Linked DNA regions of Homo sapiens: region 2 is linked to region 1. The links are chromatin loops, found by intact Hi-C in ENCODE. Cell type or tissue: B cell. All regions are shown on one strand. Links, peaks and the distances in the headings refer to the core of each region. The heading gives the core; the rest is flanking DNA. Region 1 has its middle 27 kb from the start of FCRL3. Region 2 overlaps FCRL1 (Fc receptor like 1).

Region 1 (8,286 bases), core at 287-8,286:
ACAAATGTCACAAAGGAAATAACTTACCACACCCTGAAAACTACTTTTGGTATAAAAGAGGTGATAGAGTAGAGTGGAAATAGATCATAAACATGCATCTAAAAAAGTGTCCCTCAGATATATTTGTACATGACTTCAAGAAATGAGCCTCTCATTAGGATAGGAAACCAAAGTTCAATTCTCAAGAAGTCACAAGTTCATTTACTCAATATGATTTTACAAAGTGCCTGCATGTTATCAGTTTCCACGTGCAGCTGTTTCTAAATGAAAAAAAAAAAGAAAAAAAAAACCAGATATCTCTAGAGGGACCACCAATTCCTCCCAAATTTCTAACTGAAAGGACCTTTTGGGAATCAGGTTCCTTCTATACCTCTGAAAAGGTGACATCTTAAAGATCAAATATCTTTAACCTAGAGATTTATCATGATACCTAGCAATACTTGAATCTTAGACATACAACATAAGAGGGTACATTAAATTTTGAAGGTAGCTATGCTGCACAATACTTTAAAATTAAATAATTATACAGTATTGATTTATGCTTAAAATTCCAGTCTTAGGCTGGTGTGGTGGCTCATGCCTGTAATCTCAGCAGTTTTGGAAGCCTAGGTGGCAGATCACCTGAGGTCAGGAGTTCAAGACCAGCCTGACCAACATGGTGAAACCCTATCTCTACTGAAAATACAAAAATTAGCTGGGCATGGTGGTGCATGCCTGTAATCCCAACTACTTGAGAGGCTGAGGCACAATAATCGCTTGAACCCAGGAGGTGGAGGTTGTAGTGAACCGAGATAGTGTCACTGCACTCCAGCCTGGGCAACAAAACGAGACTCCATCTCCAAAAAAAAAAAAAAAAAAATCCAGTCTTAGACCAAGCTCGTTTTAGACCAGCACTGACGTTTTTGTCATCTCTCAGGACTCACAGAATTAGTTCGATAACTGCCTTGGAGTCTGAATGTATCCTAATCCTCTCATGGGAGTTGTTCACTTTAGCTGAGAAGAAGCTGTCAGGATCTATGTGCTACTTGGCTGCTGTTCCAAAGCAAGTGTTATTGTTTCCTAATGTCCATGCATGATTGACAGTGATCTCCAAAGTCTTGCTCACCTTCTGGTAAGTGGAGGTGCCAAACACTGTCATTTATATTAGTGTGATGCTGGAATTCATCAGTCTTGAAGCCAACCACAAAAAGTCATTTTAGGTCACCTGGGACTCTTTGATCTCAAAATGTATTTGGTATCCAGCCAGCCAGTCCTTGTAACTCAGCATGAGAGCACCTTGGATGAAAGTCCTGGAGATGTCAAAATCCACGTTGCAGCCCAGGTTGATGTACTCTCACTTGTACCCTGTCTTGATTTTAGCATTTTGCCCCCAGTGTTAGGTGAGGAGGCTGAATCACAGGTCAACTTTAGTCCATGTAAAAAGCTCATCTTCTCCAGTAACTCTGCACCTAATGTCTTGTCAGTGTTCCACTTCTCTGTAAATGTCAGGCCACATTTGATCCATCTGTTCTTGGTTTCCAGACTACCTGTCACTTTGATGGCCTCAGGATTGGCTGAGCCTGAGCTTGTAACATCCAGTCTATTCCCATATTTTGTTTTCAAATGAAGCTTTATTAATCCTAATCTATACCGCTTGGTGAAGACATCCCTGGTACATTTGTCAAGATCAGTGTACATGGGAGGGACAGCCATATTCTGCTCAGTGGCAGCCACAGGAGGCTCAACAGGGTAAGGGGGTGGATTTTCCTATGCTGCTTTGAAGGTCATTCTATTCTTGTTTCTGGTGGTAATTACTCACTTACTAAGATGAATAACAACATTCATTTACATGTCTTCAAAACAACTTCCTCCCCACTCTTCTATCACATTATCATTCTTGAGTTTAAATAATAGAATTTTATTTTACTTCTTCTTTCCATGTGTGTTTCTCATGGTTTAAAGAACAAAATTTTATTATTTTATTTATTCAAACTCATTTTCCCTATCTTGTGGCCTATTTCTGCATTTATTTTTCATCTTGCTGTAGCACTTCCTCTAAAAGTGTTTTTAGTGGTTTGCATGTGTGTGTGTGTGTGTGTGTGTGCATGTTCGTGTGTGTCTTAAGATTTTGAGGGCTGTAATACCAAAGAAAAAATCTTCATTCACCCTCGCAATTAAATAAAAGTCTAGATGGATATAAAATAACAAGTTTGCCTTTTTTCTTTGAACACTTTGAAAACATTTTCCATTGACTTCTTACATTTAATGTTATTGTTAAGAAGTCTTAGGCTATTCTCATTCCTGTGACTTATAGATAATGCTTTATGTTCTTTAGTATTTCAAAATTTTTCCTTGTTCATTGATATTCCCAAATTTTACTTTAATATTTAGGTTTTTAAAATCAATTCAGTTAGCAAATTATGATACTTTTCATTGTGAAATCTTTAGTCTTTCTCTGATTTTGTAAAATTTGGGGTTATTATTTTTTCCATAAGTTTTCTTCTCTTATTTGTACCTGTATGCAGTACATGAATCATACAGATACTGACACTTCCTATGCCATCATTCATATTTCTTAACTTGTATACTCTCCTTCTCTGTACCTCTTCTTGGTATTTTTAGGAGAGTTTTTCCTGGCCTTCCAGCTCACTATGTTTTTTTCTTTAGTATTATTCTGTATGCTAATCAATTCATCTGTCAGGTACTTATTTTGACAATTATAATTTTCATATTTATTATCTCTTGTTGGCTGTTATTTAACTTGTCATGAATTGGTGTGTTGAGAGAGTGTTGAGGATTAGTCTCGGGCAGAAAACCTCTAGAGCTCTAGCTGGACACAGTCATTCCCTAGTTGCCCACCCCACTGTGTATGGTGGTGAGACAGGAATTCTTGGGAGCAGTACATTTGTGCCTATTGCTATCTGCTTCCCACAGTGGCTGGGTTCTAATACCATCCTAGTAATTACTCCACTACCACTGGTTGGTAGAATAATTGCCCTGCTGGAATAGGAAATGAGCAGCTTGGAAAGATCTGGGGGAGAGAAAAGATCTCATTCAGAAAGCATTCTCTTACCTCTAATTTGCCTCTTCCTCTCTAAGCAGCTTCTGCTTCCCTGTGTTTGTTTCCTCATGTATTTATGACAATTTTACAGGTTTTTTGATAGGCAAAAGTTTGTCTCTTGTTTATTTGGTATTTCCAAGGTACAGTTTAATAGTAAGAGCCTGAAGCCATCTTGTCAACAAATGTAAGTTTGTTAATGCAAAAAAAGTGCAAGTAAAACAAAATAAATCTGTGGGCTGAAACAGGATTAGATGGCTTTTTTACTTTCATTTTTATTTTATTTTATTTTATTTCATTTTTTGAGATGGAGTCTCGCTCTGTCGCTGCAAGCTCTGCCTCCCCGGGTTTATGCCATTCTCCTGCCTCAGCCTCCAGAGTAGCTGGGACTACAGGCACCCCCCACCACACCTGGCTAATTTTTTTGTATTTTTAGTAGAGACGGGGTTTCACCGTGTTAGCCAAGATGGTCTTGATCTCCTGACCTCGTGATCTGCCTGCCGCGGCCTCCCAAAGTGCTGGGATTACAGGCTTGAGCCACCGCGCCCGGCCGATTAGAGGGCTTTAAAAGACCAGACAGTGTCTGCCCAACCAGAAAAACTGTGTATTTTCAGAGCAGGTGTATGTGAAAGCAGAACAATCAGGGCCTGAGGAAACCACCGAGCATTTGCATATCTGAGGGTTCTCAACCTCACATGTCTGAGACAGCATCTATATGCCTCCTGAGCTGGTCAGAAGGACAGTGTTACTGAAAATCTATGAGAAAGGACCAGCAGGGAAACATAGCAAATTGTCCACTGAATGAAGCTGCAAGCGAGAGAAGAATGAAAAGTGAGCACAGAGCAGTACATCATCTTTTTTCACTCTGTAATTCTGAGGGTTTTTTGGCACCCGTCCATACCCTACTTCCCTGCTTTTTTTCAAATTCCTTCTCCCATATTTAATATATCCCCAAAAGCCACACCTTTCCCAACAACACTATAACCCATGCTTTATTTTATGCTCACAAGGAACTTTCCAACATATGCCTTGCCCATTACCAAGAGCTCTTCATTTTTCACATGTTCAGCATCTCCAGTATTTATTACTTTCACTGCAGCTTCCACATCTTCAGGGCACTAGTATAATTTAAGACATAGAGTCTCAGGTTACAAAGTCAATGGCATAAATTCGTAGCACTGCTGTACACCAACAACAACCAAGCTGAGAATCAAATAAAAAATGGAATCCCTTTTATAATAGCTGTAAAAACAAACAAACAACAACAATAACAACAAACCCTAGTAATATACTTAACCAAGGAGGTGGAAGATTTCTGCAAGGAGAACTACAAAATACTACTGAAAGAAATCATAGATGGCACATATAGATGGAAACACATCCCATGCTCATGGATTGGAAGAATGGTTATTTTCACAATTTTGTGATTGCCCAAAGTCACCTACAGATTTCATGCAAATTATATCAAAATACCATCACCATTTTTCACAGACTTAAAAAAAATCTTAAAATTCATATGGAACAACAACAAAAAAAGCCCAAATAGCCGAAGCAATCCTAAGCAAAAAGAACAAACCTGGAGGTATTACAAGACTTGAATTTATACTACAAGGCTATAGTTACTAAAACAGCATGGGCACTGGTATAAAAGTAGGCATATCGTAACCAATGGAACAGAACAGAAAATCCAGAAATAAAGCCAAATGCTTACAACGAACTGATGTTCAACAAAACATACAAAAACATAAATTGGAGAGAGGACACCCTATTTAATAAATGGTGCTGGGAAAACTGGCTAGCCACGTGTAGAAGAATAAAACTGGATCCCTATCTCTCATCTCATACAAAAATCAACTTAGGATGAGTCAAAGACTTAATCTAAGACCTGAAACCATAAAAATTCTAGAAGATGACCTTGGAAAAACTCTTCTGGACATTGACCTAGGCAAAGAATTTATAACTAAGACCTCAAAAGCAAATGCAACAAAAACAAGGATAAATAAATGGGACCTAATTAAACTAAAAAAGCTTCTGCACAGCAAAAGCAATAATCATCAGAGCAAACAGACAACCCACAGACTGGGAGAAAATATTTGCAAACTATCCGTCTGACAAAGGACTAATATTTAGAACTACAAGGAACTCAGACAAATCAGCAAGAAAAAAAACTCATGAAAAAGTGAGCAAATGACATGTATAGACATTTCTCAAAAGAAGATATGCAAAAGGCCAACAAATATATGAAACAATGATCAACATCACTAATCATCAGGAAAATGCAAATTAAAACCACAATGAGATGCCACTTTACTTTTGCAAGAATGGCCATTATTAAAAAGTCAAAAAATAATAGATGTTGGCATGGATGTGGTGAAACGGGAACACTTACACACTGCTGGTGAGAATGTAAATTAGTACAACCTCTATGGAAAACAGTATGGAGATTTCTTAAAGAACTAAAAGTCCTATGTCAGGAAACAACAGGTGCTGGAGAGATGTGGAGAAATAGGAACAATTTTACACTGTTGGTGGGACTGTAAACTAGTTCAACCATTGTGGAAGTCGGTGTGGCGACTCCTCAGGGATCTAGAACTAGAAATACCATTTGACCCAGAAATCCCATTACTGGGTATACACCCAAAGGATTATAAATCATGCTGCTATAAAGACACATGCACAAGTATATTTATTGCGGCATTATTCACTATAGCAAAGACTTGGAACCAACCCAAATGTCCAACAATGATAGACTGGATTAAGAAAATGTGGCACATATACACCATGGAATACTATGCAGCCATAAAAAATGATGAGTTCATGTCCTTTGTAGGGACATGGATGAAGCTGGAAACCATCATTCTCAGAAAACTATCCCAAGGACAAAAAACCAAACGCCGCATGTTCTCACTCTAGGTGGGAATTGAACAATGAGAACACATGGACACAGGCAAGGGGAACATCACACTCTGGGGACTATTGTGGGGTGGTGGGCGGGGGAGGGATAGCATTAGGAGATATACCTAATGCTAAATGACGAGTTAATGGGTGCAGCACACCAACATGGTACATGTACACATATGTAACAAACCTGCACATTGTGCACATGTACCCTAAAACTTAAAGTATAATAATAAAAAAAAAGAACTAAAAGTAGATCTACCTTTAATTTCAGCATTCCCACTACTGGGTATCTACCCAAAGGAAAATAAGTCATTGTGTGAAAAAGACATATACACATGTATGTTTATAGCAGCACAAGTCACAATTGCAAAGAGATGGACCAATCTAAGTGCCCATCAACTAATGAGTGGGTAAAGAAAATGTGGTATACATGTATACCATGGAATAGTACTCAGCCATAAAAATGAATGAAATAATGTCTTTTGCAGCACTTGGGTGAAGCTGGAGCCACTATTCTAAGTGAAGTAACTCAGGAATGGAAAATCAAATACTGTATGTTCTCACTTAACAGTGGGAGCTAATCTATGAGTACACAAAGGCTTACAGAGTGGTATCGGGCATTGGAGACTCAGAAGAAGGAGGGTAGGAGGGGTATAAGGAACAAACCCCTACATATTGGGTACAATGTACACTAGTTGGGTGATGGGTGCACTGAAATCTCAGAATACACCACTGTATAATTCATCTATGTAACCAAAAACCACTTATACCTCTAAACTATTGAAATAATAAAATATTAAGATATTTTAAAAAAAGACACAGAGCTAGGGAGAGAACATACAGAAGAAGAGTGGTCTCTCCCGTGTTCTGTAGGTTGTATAGGTCCTCCTTTCTTGATTTTAGGTCAACTTTTTGCTTAGGAGTCCATTTTTCACTCTAAAATTATGTACAGAATGTGTCTACTAAGTACAGAGAAAGGAATTGTGTTTCTTAGCAAAGTTTTTATCTTCCCTTGTGTACAAATAAACAGTGATGCCAAATGGTCTATTGTTTAATACAAATTTTAATCTGTTATCTAAAGTGTGTTGTTTCATTTTGGAAGGAATGGATTACTGGAGTGTGGTATTAAAAAAAAGCCAATTACATCACGTATAAAGTTTCCTATAAGATCAGAACAGAAATTTATTAAAAAGAAAGATTTCTGTTTTTCCTAGCAGAATTTGAAATGCATTGCTTCTACATTTTCTTGGAAATCTAAATCATCTCATTTTCTTTATTCTCAAATATCTCTGGAGACTGCATTGGAAGTGAGACCCAGCGTTTCTGCTAGACAATGGCCACAGACTTGGGCTCTGAGAAAACCTCAAAGATATCCAGATCCCAGGACCTCCATTCTCTTCCTGTTCCACATCTCATTCCAAGTGGTCCAGCTCATAAAATGCCAGCAGCAATGACCACAGTACCATGAGGCCTCCTCATTCAGCTATTTGAAAGGAGATTGTCTTAGTGACTGACTTGAAGGGGTCTATCAAACAGTAACCAAAAGCAAGGATCACAAACAGGCCTTCAGAATATTTTACCTAGATAGAAAGCAAGGAAGTAAGACTCCTCCAATGTTTGATCTCTACTTCCTCATATAGTATACAGAGCTCTTTTCTATAAGATTGTTTTGATTATATATCTCAACAGTAATGTATCATAAGCTGATAGACCCTCCACACAACCACTGGGATATCTCAGGGGAAATATTGCCAAGTTATTGTCTGACTGCATAGAGTAACAGCCTTTCATTTCTCTAAACTAGTAATGCTACTCAAAATGTTGACTTAAACACAAAGATGTTCATTGTAACACTGTTTATCATAATGAGTAATTGTCAATACTATAAAGGCCCTCAAATAAATCATTTACAAAATAAGTTTGTACGTTTTCAAACATACCAGGCAATACACAAATATCTTAGAATAATACTTAATGGCATGGAAACAAAACAAAATTATTAAAAGAAAAAATGAGATTACTGTTATCATTATTTTTAAATTGTATATTTATGTATACGTGAGCACATGCATAGAAAATATTCTGGCTGATGGATATTGAGATATTAGCAATTATCTCAGAGTTAATGGAATAAAAGTGATTTTTAATTATCTTTTTTTATTTCTCATGTTTCTAATTTTTCTATAATGGATACCCAAACACACACACAAACACGCACCATAGGTTCTTGTGGCCCTTCTCAGTTCTAAGGGGTTCAGGTTCAGGGTCCAGATTCTCAGATTTCAGCACAGGCAAGTCATATGTATGGATGTTAAGCATGTGGAGGAAAGTTAAATGGTTAAGTGACA
Region 2 (8,339 bases), core at 308-8,307, 80 kb after region 1:
CACAATGCAGCACCACATATTTAACCCTAGTTATTCAGAGTGCTGGCTAAGCATCAACTTCGTGTAGTCAGGGACCAAATATTATGCAGCTCTTCCCCCCACACCCTCCAGCACAGTGAAGACACACAGTAAGGGTTTCCTAAGTACTCTCTGTTTGCCTGAATGGAAACAGAGTGAATAAGGGAAGATCCCTTAAGGATCCTAATAATGAGAGAAACTCAGGAATATCTTTCAAACAGCTCCTACTCTTGCAGAGATAGAACCCATAACAGTGAGGATTAGCCTCTTGCCACTGCCCTTCTCAGCCTATCCTGGCAGACTGACCCCACTGACACTCACTGTGCACATTTATCTGGGATCTCCTGCTCCTCAAGACTTTGGACGCCATTGTCTGTGCCTCGCACCAGTATGACCCTGTGTCTTCTTTCCACATGGCAGCGATCTGGAGCTTGGGGGAGCTGCTCCAGCCTGGGCCCAAGGCCCGGGTGTCTCTGAAAAAGCAGAACTGGAACTGGGCATCTGAACTCTGTAGAAAGGGCATCTTACACGTCAGGGTCACTGGGCTCCCCTCTGTGGGATGGGAGGGGCTGGCTATCAAAAACAGCTCTAGAGAGAGGAATTAAACACAAATGATTAATGCGGTTCGGAATTTCTGGTAAGAGGCAGTTTGTGTCTCAGCACTTGCCAACAAGACTCAAAGAAACAGCCAGTTGGACACACAGGCCACCCTACATGTCTCCACCCCCCCCCCAGTGGCCCATGGGCTTTCCTTTGCCATGAACTCACCCTGCTCACCCCTGGTACATCCTGCCCCTGTGCAGTATTATCTTTCAGAAAGTAACTCTTACCTTTGACTTGGATCTTATTATTTTTTGAAGTTTCTATCCATAAACTAAAAACACCTTTCTTGAAGCCAGTACAATAATACTGAAGACTGTTACTGGAGTCGGCATTGGAGATGATGAAGCTTGAAGTTTTATTCAAAGTGAATATGCTTCTTTTATCCTTCTAAGCTATGTTCATTATCTTCTTCTGTTCCCTTTCCCCTGGCATCTCAGAACCACAACCACACTATCTTTTTCAAAGACAGAATATGGGACCTGCAGGGTCGATCTGTCCAGGAAAGACGTAGAAGAACCCAATCCCCTCATTGCTGACTCTGTCCTCCCCCTATTATTGCTATTTCTATTAGAAGAAATGGGGTGTATTTGCTTGGAAATGCCCAGTACCCACCATCCACACAGCTTCTTTACAAACCTCTGTAGAAACCATGATCTAAAGAGCTAATTTAATTCATATCTTAATTCTCAGGGATGTGTCCCTTTGGGGTGTTAGGGGCTCTTTTCTTTTTCTTTTTTTTTTTTTCCTTTTTGAGACAGGGTCATGTTCTGACTCTCAGGCTTGAGTTCAGTGATGCGATCTCAGCTCACTGCAACCTCAACCTCCTGGGCTCAAGCAGTCATCCCACCTCAGCCTCTCAAGTAGCTGGGACTACAGGCACATGCCACCAAGCCCAGCTAATTTTATTTATTTTTTGTAGAGATAAGATTTTATGATGTTGCTCAGGCTAGTCTTGAACTCCTGGGCTGAAGTGATCCTACTGCCTTGGCATCCCAAGGTACTGAGTACAGGTGTGAGCCACCACTCCCGGCCTGGGGCTCTTTTCTGGTGATAAGATGATAAAATTGTGCTCTGCTCTCTCCTCGTCTCCCCAACTTGCAGCAGCCCATAAAAATGTCACAACCCCTAATAGCTATGGGCTGTGTGGGCATTTGTTTATCCAACCCTCAGAGCCTCTGCCCCTTGAAAAATATTATACTTTCCCTAAGACAAAACTTTATTCTTTCCTTACCAGATGAAAATGACAATTGCTTTGGATTACTAAAGGGTGAATTACTAGGAATTCAGCTTTTCGGCTGAAATGTGTTTTTTTGTTTTTGGAAACTTTTAAACATCAGTTCCATCCATAGTACCAGAATATTTGCTTTGTCCTGAGGCATGGAATATCTTAGAGTCACTGTCTTTCCTTGGAAAACTGTGGTCCCCAGAAGACTGACCAGTAGCACAGCTCTTGGAGCTAGGCAGGGCAATAAATAAAAAGGCATTTAGGCCAGGTGTGGTGGCTCACGGCTGTGATCCCAATACTTTGGGAGGCCGAGCCTGGTGGATCACCTGAGGTCAGGAGTTCAAAACCAGCCTGGCCAACACGGCAAAACTTCTCTCTACTAAAAACACAAAAATTAGCCAGGCGTGGTGGCATGAGTTTGTAGTCCCCAGCTACTCCAGAGGCTGAGGCAGGAGAATAACTTGAACCCAGGAGGCAGAGGTAGCAGTGAGCTGAGATCACACCACTGCACTCCAGCCTGGGCAACAGAGTGAGACTCTGTCTCAAAAAAGAAAGGCATTTAGCATTTGGGCATCTGTAACCCACTATTCTCAATGGGGCTAGGGTGGTAATGAAGTGGGAAACTGGACAGGGTGGATTGCAAGGGTCTGGAGCTCAGTCTTACAGCTCAGAGCTTGTTTCAGATAATTCTTAGATAGCAGAGACTATCTGGAAAATACCTGGTGACAGAAACTTGGTTTCTTCATCTTTGATATGGCTTTGGATTTCTGCTTAGGCTGAGATTGGGCACTTGGGTTTAGGGGTAAAGATGAGACCAGACACAAGGCATGCATGGTGTTAACACAAGTCATCAGTTATACTTGGACAAACATTAGATAAGGAACCTAGAAGGCTAGATTGACCCTGAATCTCTCTGAATCTTTCTGGTCACAGGAATTCCTAGGGAACTTGGGAACTTGTGTTCCCTACTTGCACTTGCAGCCGATGTTCTTGAGGTGGCAGGACAATCTCTTTTAACTCTGTGGCTAGTATTTTCTGCACAAGATAGCAATTTTTACATTTTATCATTGAGCTTGATCTAGTGAAGAGTCCTTCGTGGGGAAAGGGATTGCTTACTCTCCTTCTTTGGTAAAGGTAAGACTTTGAATCAGGACCAGTGCAATGAAGTAAGTTTGCATAAACCAGAGTCCGAAAGAGAAAATGAGCTGGGGTAACAGGTGTGGCTGCAGAGGAGAGCTAAAAATAGGAAGGAGGCAGCAGTACTACTTCATTCCACACATGTCTGGAGGATTCTCTCTAATGTTCTCCGTGGATGTGTGATTTTGGCATTTCCTTCATCACCCATGGTGACACACCCAGCTGAGAAGCACAACTGGGAATTGGAGCTCCTGAGGCTGGGAGGACAGAGATGCTTCTAGCATGAATCTTCAGCACCCTTTGCCTTCCTTGTGCAAACAGTGTCTCCCTCCCTGTGCTGGGACTTCCCGGAAGTAAGACTGTGTTCTTGAGAAGGTCAGAGCAAGACCTGTTCACCCCACTGAGCAGACACGTGTCAGGTGCAGAGACTGATGTGAAGACAGAGCAGCCCAGGCCCAAGGGAGCCACTGATGTTTGTACACCTCAGCAGCTGTCACCCTGATATGTTTTGGGCAGGAAGGGGCTGCTAAGACAGCAATCTGCAGGCCTCCTGTGCTGACCTAAGTAACAAAATACCCACAGACCTTGAAGAAGAAAAGGAAGTGCAACTCACCGGCAGGTTCACAGAGTGGAGCTGGGAGAGAATTCAGCAGAGATCAGTACAGAGCAGCAAATCCCACAAATCTCCAAAGTTTAAATCCTTTGAGAGCTTCCCCAACACCACACCCTCCATCCCCTGGACCCTCCCTGCATCTCTCTCTTCCTCCCTCTTTCCCTCTTTCTCTCTTCTCCCCTTCCTTCTTTCATCTTCTCTTCCTCCCTCCTTATCTTACCCCTGCTTCTTTTCTTCTTTCTCTCTGCTCCTTTTCCCATATTCTGCATCACCCACAGAGCACCTGCCCACAGAACAACACATCGTTCTTTTTTATGATCACAAAGTAATTGCCAATGACTTGTGTTGTCTGTGACTAGGAGGTGGCATCTTTGCTAACTACTTAGCAGCTCCTTCTTCAAGCTCCTCATTCCCATTCCCACCGCCTCCTTTCAAAAGTCTTGAGGATCCAGCTTTGGATTGACTCTCTCAAGGGAACAACAGAGTCAGGCAAGGAGAGTGCACAGCCTCATACTCAAGGCATAGAGACCCTTTGTTTACCAATTTCAGATCAGAGGAGGCTTAGGTCCAGAAAAGGAATTCAAATTTCTCCAAAAATTCTCTTCTATCCCAAGGACTTGACCATAATATTATGGCTCAATGATCAAGAAAAAATAATTCTGGGGAAAATGGAGGCTTTGTAGCTGGATGACACAGATTTGAGTACTGGCTCTTCCTCTTACAAGCTGTGTGACTGTGGGAGAAATGTTTCACCTCTCTGTGCTTTAGTTTCCTTGTCGGTAAAGTGTAGATAATTGTGGTACCTACCTCACAGAGTTTTTGTGAAGATTAAGGAGCTTAGACTAGTGCCTGGAATTTACTTATTCAGTAAATATTGTGTCATTACTATTATTTATTTTAGCCAAGCTTGGTTTGAGATACTTACTTTTTCTTAGGTTAAATGTTTACTTGAATAATTAGTTCCTTAGGTAGGAGAAAAGTGTCAATAGGAGAGAGCATAAAATCATATTCCATACACTTGTCCATACAGCAAATAATTTGAAGTGCTCACTGTATGCCAGACGTTGTGCATGGCCCTGGAGTGATGGGAGTAAACATGAATGACAATCTTTGATGTCAAGAAATTCATATTATAGTGGTAGAGAGCCAATTTAAAAATAAGTATATAATATTCTTTCAGAGGGTGATTGGTTCTCTAAGAAAAATAAAGCAGAGAAATAAGATACAGAGCATCTTAAGATGGTCTTAACTGTTTAGATAGATTTAGATAGATTCAGTAAAAACCTAAATGAAATCAGGAAACAAGCCTTCTGAATATTTGGGAAAGAGCATCCCTGGCAGAGAAAACATCGAATGCAAGTATCCTGAGGAGGAAATACGCTTGTACAAGGAGGAATGAGAAGGCAAGGGCACCTGGAGCTGACCAAGTAAGGGGGCAGGGGTTAGTTATCGGTGTCTGAGAAATAGGAAGGATCCAGTCATGGGCACTTTATGGACTTGGCAATAGTTTTGGATTTCATTCTAGGTGTGATGGGGAGCTATGGACAATTCTTACTTAATTTACAATATCACTCAGACACTGTGAGGAAAGCAGTATAGAAGTGAAAGAAAAGCAGGGAGAACGTTAGTGGGAATTTAGTGTAGGAGAGTAAAGATAGTGGCTAAGATTAGACAGTGCTGGTGATATGAAGTGGTCAGACTTTAGTATAAATTCTGAAAGTAGAATTAATAGGAATTGCTTATGGATTAAATAGAAAGTGCAAAAGGAGAGAGAGGGGAATTAAGTATGACTCTTAGATTTTTGGCCACAGCAACTGGAAGAATGGTAGTGACATTTCCTGAATTGGAGAAGTTGTGGGGGAAAATAGGTTAAGTTTTGTGGTGGTGGTAGTACAGGTGGAAGATCAAGAGATCTGTTTGAGTTTAAGATGCCTGTTAAACACCTGATGTTAAGTTTAAGATGTTTATTAAGATGTCTATTAGATACCCGAATGCAGTTAAGTACATAAGAGGTATTTAAAAGAGAGGTGAAAGCTGGAGAAATAAGCTTGCATTTAAGCTTAAAGTGGCACATGAAGTGACATAATTATATAATTTGGGGAAGTGAGTATGGATGAAGTCTAGGTATCAACTTTGAGGATGTCCAACATTTTGAGGTCAGCAAAAGATCCAAGCCAGATGCAGTGGCTTATGACTGTAATCCCAACACTTTGGAAGGCTGAGGTGGGAGGATTGATGGGGGCCAGAAGTTTGAGATAAGCCTGGGTGGCAAAAAATAAATTAATTAATTTAAAAAAAAACCCTGTTTGTAAAAAACAAAAACAAAAACAAAAACAAACAAAAAAAACCACAAATGATTTGGGGGAGATGGAGTTTCACTCTTCTTGCCCAAACTAGAGTGCAATGGCACAATCTTGGCTCACTGCATCCTCCACCTCTCGGGTTCAAGCGATTCTCCTGCCTCAGCCTCCTAAGTAGCTGGGATTACAGGCATGTGCCAGCCACCACACCCAGCTAATTTTGTATTTTTTTTTTCTTTAGTAGAGACTGGGTTTCATCATGTTGGTCAGCTTGGTCTGAACTCCTGACCTCAGGTGATCCACCCACCTTGGCCTCCCAAAGTCCTGGGATTACAGACATGAGCCACCATACCTGGTCAAAAAATTGTTTTAATTAGCTGAGTGTGGTTGCATGTGTCTCTGGTTCCAGCTACTCAGGGAGCTGAGGCAGGTGCATCACTTGAGACCAGGAATTCAAGGTTGCAATGAGCCATGACCATACCACTGCACTTCAGCTGGGGCAACAGAGTAAGACCCTGACTCTAAAAAAATTAAATAATTTAGCAAAGAAACTGAAAAGTAGCAGATACTGAATTAGAAAGAAAGCCAGCAGAATATGATATTCCAGAAGCCAAATTAAAAGTGTTTCAAAAAATAAAGAGTGATCAAATGCCCCTGAGAAATTGAGTAAAATAAAAAATTAAAATTGACCCCTTGATGCAGCAACATGAAGATGGTTGATGCTATGTGCAAGAACAGTTTCAATGGAGTGGTAAGGATGAAAGATTGATTTAAGTGGGTTCAAGGAAGAATGAGGAAGAAGTGTAAGGACTTAAATGAGTTTACCAGGGGTTAGGAATGGGAGAAGATTTGACCATAAAAGGGAGTGAGGGCATAAGTAAATTTCTTTTTCTTTTTTCTTTTTTTTTTTTTTAAGACAGAGTCTCTTTCTGCCACCCAGGCTGGAATGCAGTGGCATGATCTTGGCTCATTGCAACCTCTACCTCACAAGTTCATGCAATTCTCCTGCCTCAGCCTCCTGAGTAGCTAGGACTACAGGCTTGCACCACCTCGCCTGGCTAATTTTTGTATTTTTAGTAGAGATGGGGTTTCACCATGTTGGCCAGGCTGGTCTTATACTCCTGACCTCAGGTGATCCACCCACCTCGGCCTCCCCAAGTGCTGGGATTACAGTCGTGAGCCACTGCACCCAGCCGGGAAATTTTTGAAGGGATGAAAATGTCCTGTATTTTGATTCTGCTGGTGGTTATATGGATCTAAATCTTTGTCAAAAATTATAGACAGTCTTTCAAAAAAGTAAATCTTAATGTAATGTAAATTAAAAATAAATATTAAATAAAGAATGAAAGGAAGTGAAGCAAAGACAGCAATTCACTGAAAACTTTTTGTTTTATTTTACTTTTTTGAGACAGGATCTTGCTCTGTCACCCAGGCTGGAGGTCAGATCACTGCAGCCTTAACCTCCTGGGCTCAAGTGATCCTCTTACCTCAGCCTCCCAAGTAGCTGGGACTACAGGCATGTGCCACAATGCCAGGATAATTATTTATTTTTTATTTTTTGTAGAGACAAGATTTTGCTATGTTGCCCAGGCTGGTCTGAAACACCTGATGTCAAGCGATCCTCCCGCCTCAACCTCCCAAAGTGCTGAGATTATAGCATGAGCCACCACACCTGGTGCACTGAAAACTTTATAAAGGGAAACAGAAAACTTGTGTAGTAAATGGAAGCCATATTTCTATTATTTTAAGAGAAAAGACATTGTCGGTGATGTCGGCAAGATGGCTGACTAGAGGTGTCTATTACTCATCCTCCTCCCCGCCTAAAAAAAGACTGAAACAATAAGGAAACAACTACATTTTGACTGGAGTGTCTAAAGGAGAGCACTGAAGTACAGCAGGGGAATGGCAGAAATCTTGTGGATCACAGAAACTCAGGATGGCTACATAAAGAAGGGAATGGAACCCTGCAACCTGCCTCTGCAACTCTGTCTCCTCAGTCAGGATCAGCTTGGAATGCAGGCTGGGATTCAAGCCTAGGAGGGGCTTTTCCCTGAAAACAAAAGGTAAAGAAGTCCCCAGAAGCCCCCATTATATCTGTGGACACCAGCAGTCTTTGTTGCTGGAGAATCCTGCAGTTCTCACAGGACCTAAGTCCAGTTTTGGAAGCTGCCTGGAGTTCATATGGCTGCATTATTCTAGAGTAAGAGCCCATACTGTGGCTCCTCCCATCCCATGACCCAAGCTACTACTGCACAGCACCATCTTGAAACTAGAGCAACTACTAGAGTGTGTTCTGTTCCTGGGGGCAGTAGTCACTGCATCTTTTCATCCTTGAGGCTTCACCATCCTTGCATCATGCTTACACACAGTAGTACACCATTTGCTAGCCAAGCTTCCCTGCTTCCTAATCCATGGGAACAAGCTGTCTAGGAATCACTCCATT

Evidence for each region. Peaks named below come from ENCODE experiments on the same cell type or tissue, not always from the same donor. Only the 100,000 strongest peaks of a DNase experiment are listed, where the experiment ranks them.
Region 2: a loop joins it to region 1, with 5 times the contacts of the local background. A loop is called at or near these places in 2 of 110 quality-filtered maps.

What each region holds. Positions count from the first base shown.
Region 1 is chr1:157,723,330-157,731,615 of GRCh38, forward strand. It overlaps the pseudogene VDAC1P9. Among named protein-coding and RNA genes, the nearest start is that of FCRL3, 27 kb to the left of the region's middle. In B cell, for the core only: no CTCF peak of the experiment used is centred there; DNase peaks (open chromatin) are centred at 1,362, 2,072, 3,181 and 3,672; H3K4me3 peaks cover 2,894 bases; H3K27ac peaks cover 6,167 bases.
Region 2 is chr1:157,803,506-157,811,844 of GRCh38, forward strand. FCRL1 (Fc receptor like 1) reads right to left here. Exons shown (of 11, transcript NM_052938.5): 2 at 3,597-3,617; 3 at 340-606. Among named protein-coding and RNA genes, the nearest start is that of FCRL1, 12 kb to the right of the region's middle. RefSeq lists enhancers at 3,065-3,124, 3,155-3,204. In B cell, for the core only: no CTCF peak of the experiment used is centred there; DNase peaks (open chromatin) are centred at 516, 3,446 and 5,646; H3K4me3 peaks cover 3,796 bases; H3K27ac peaks cover 8,000 bases.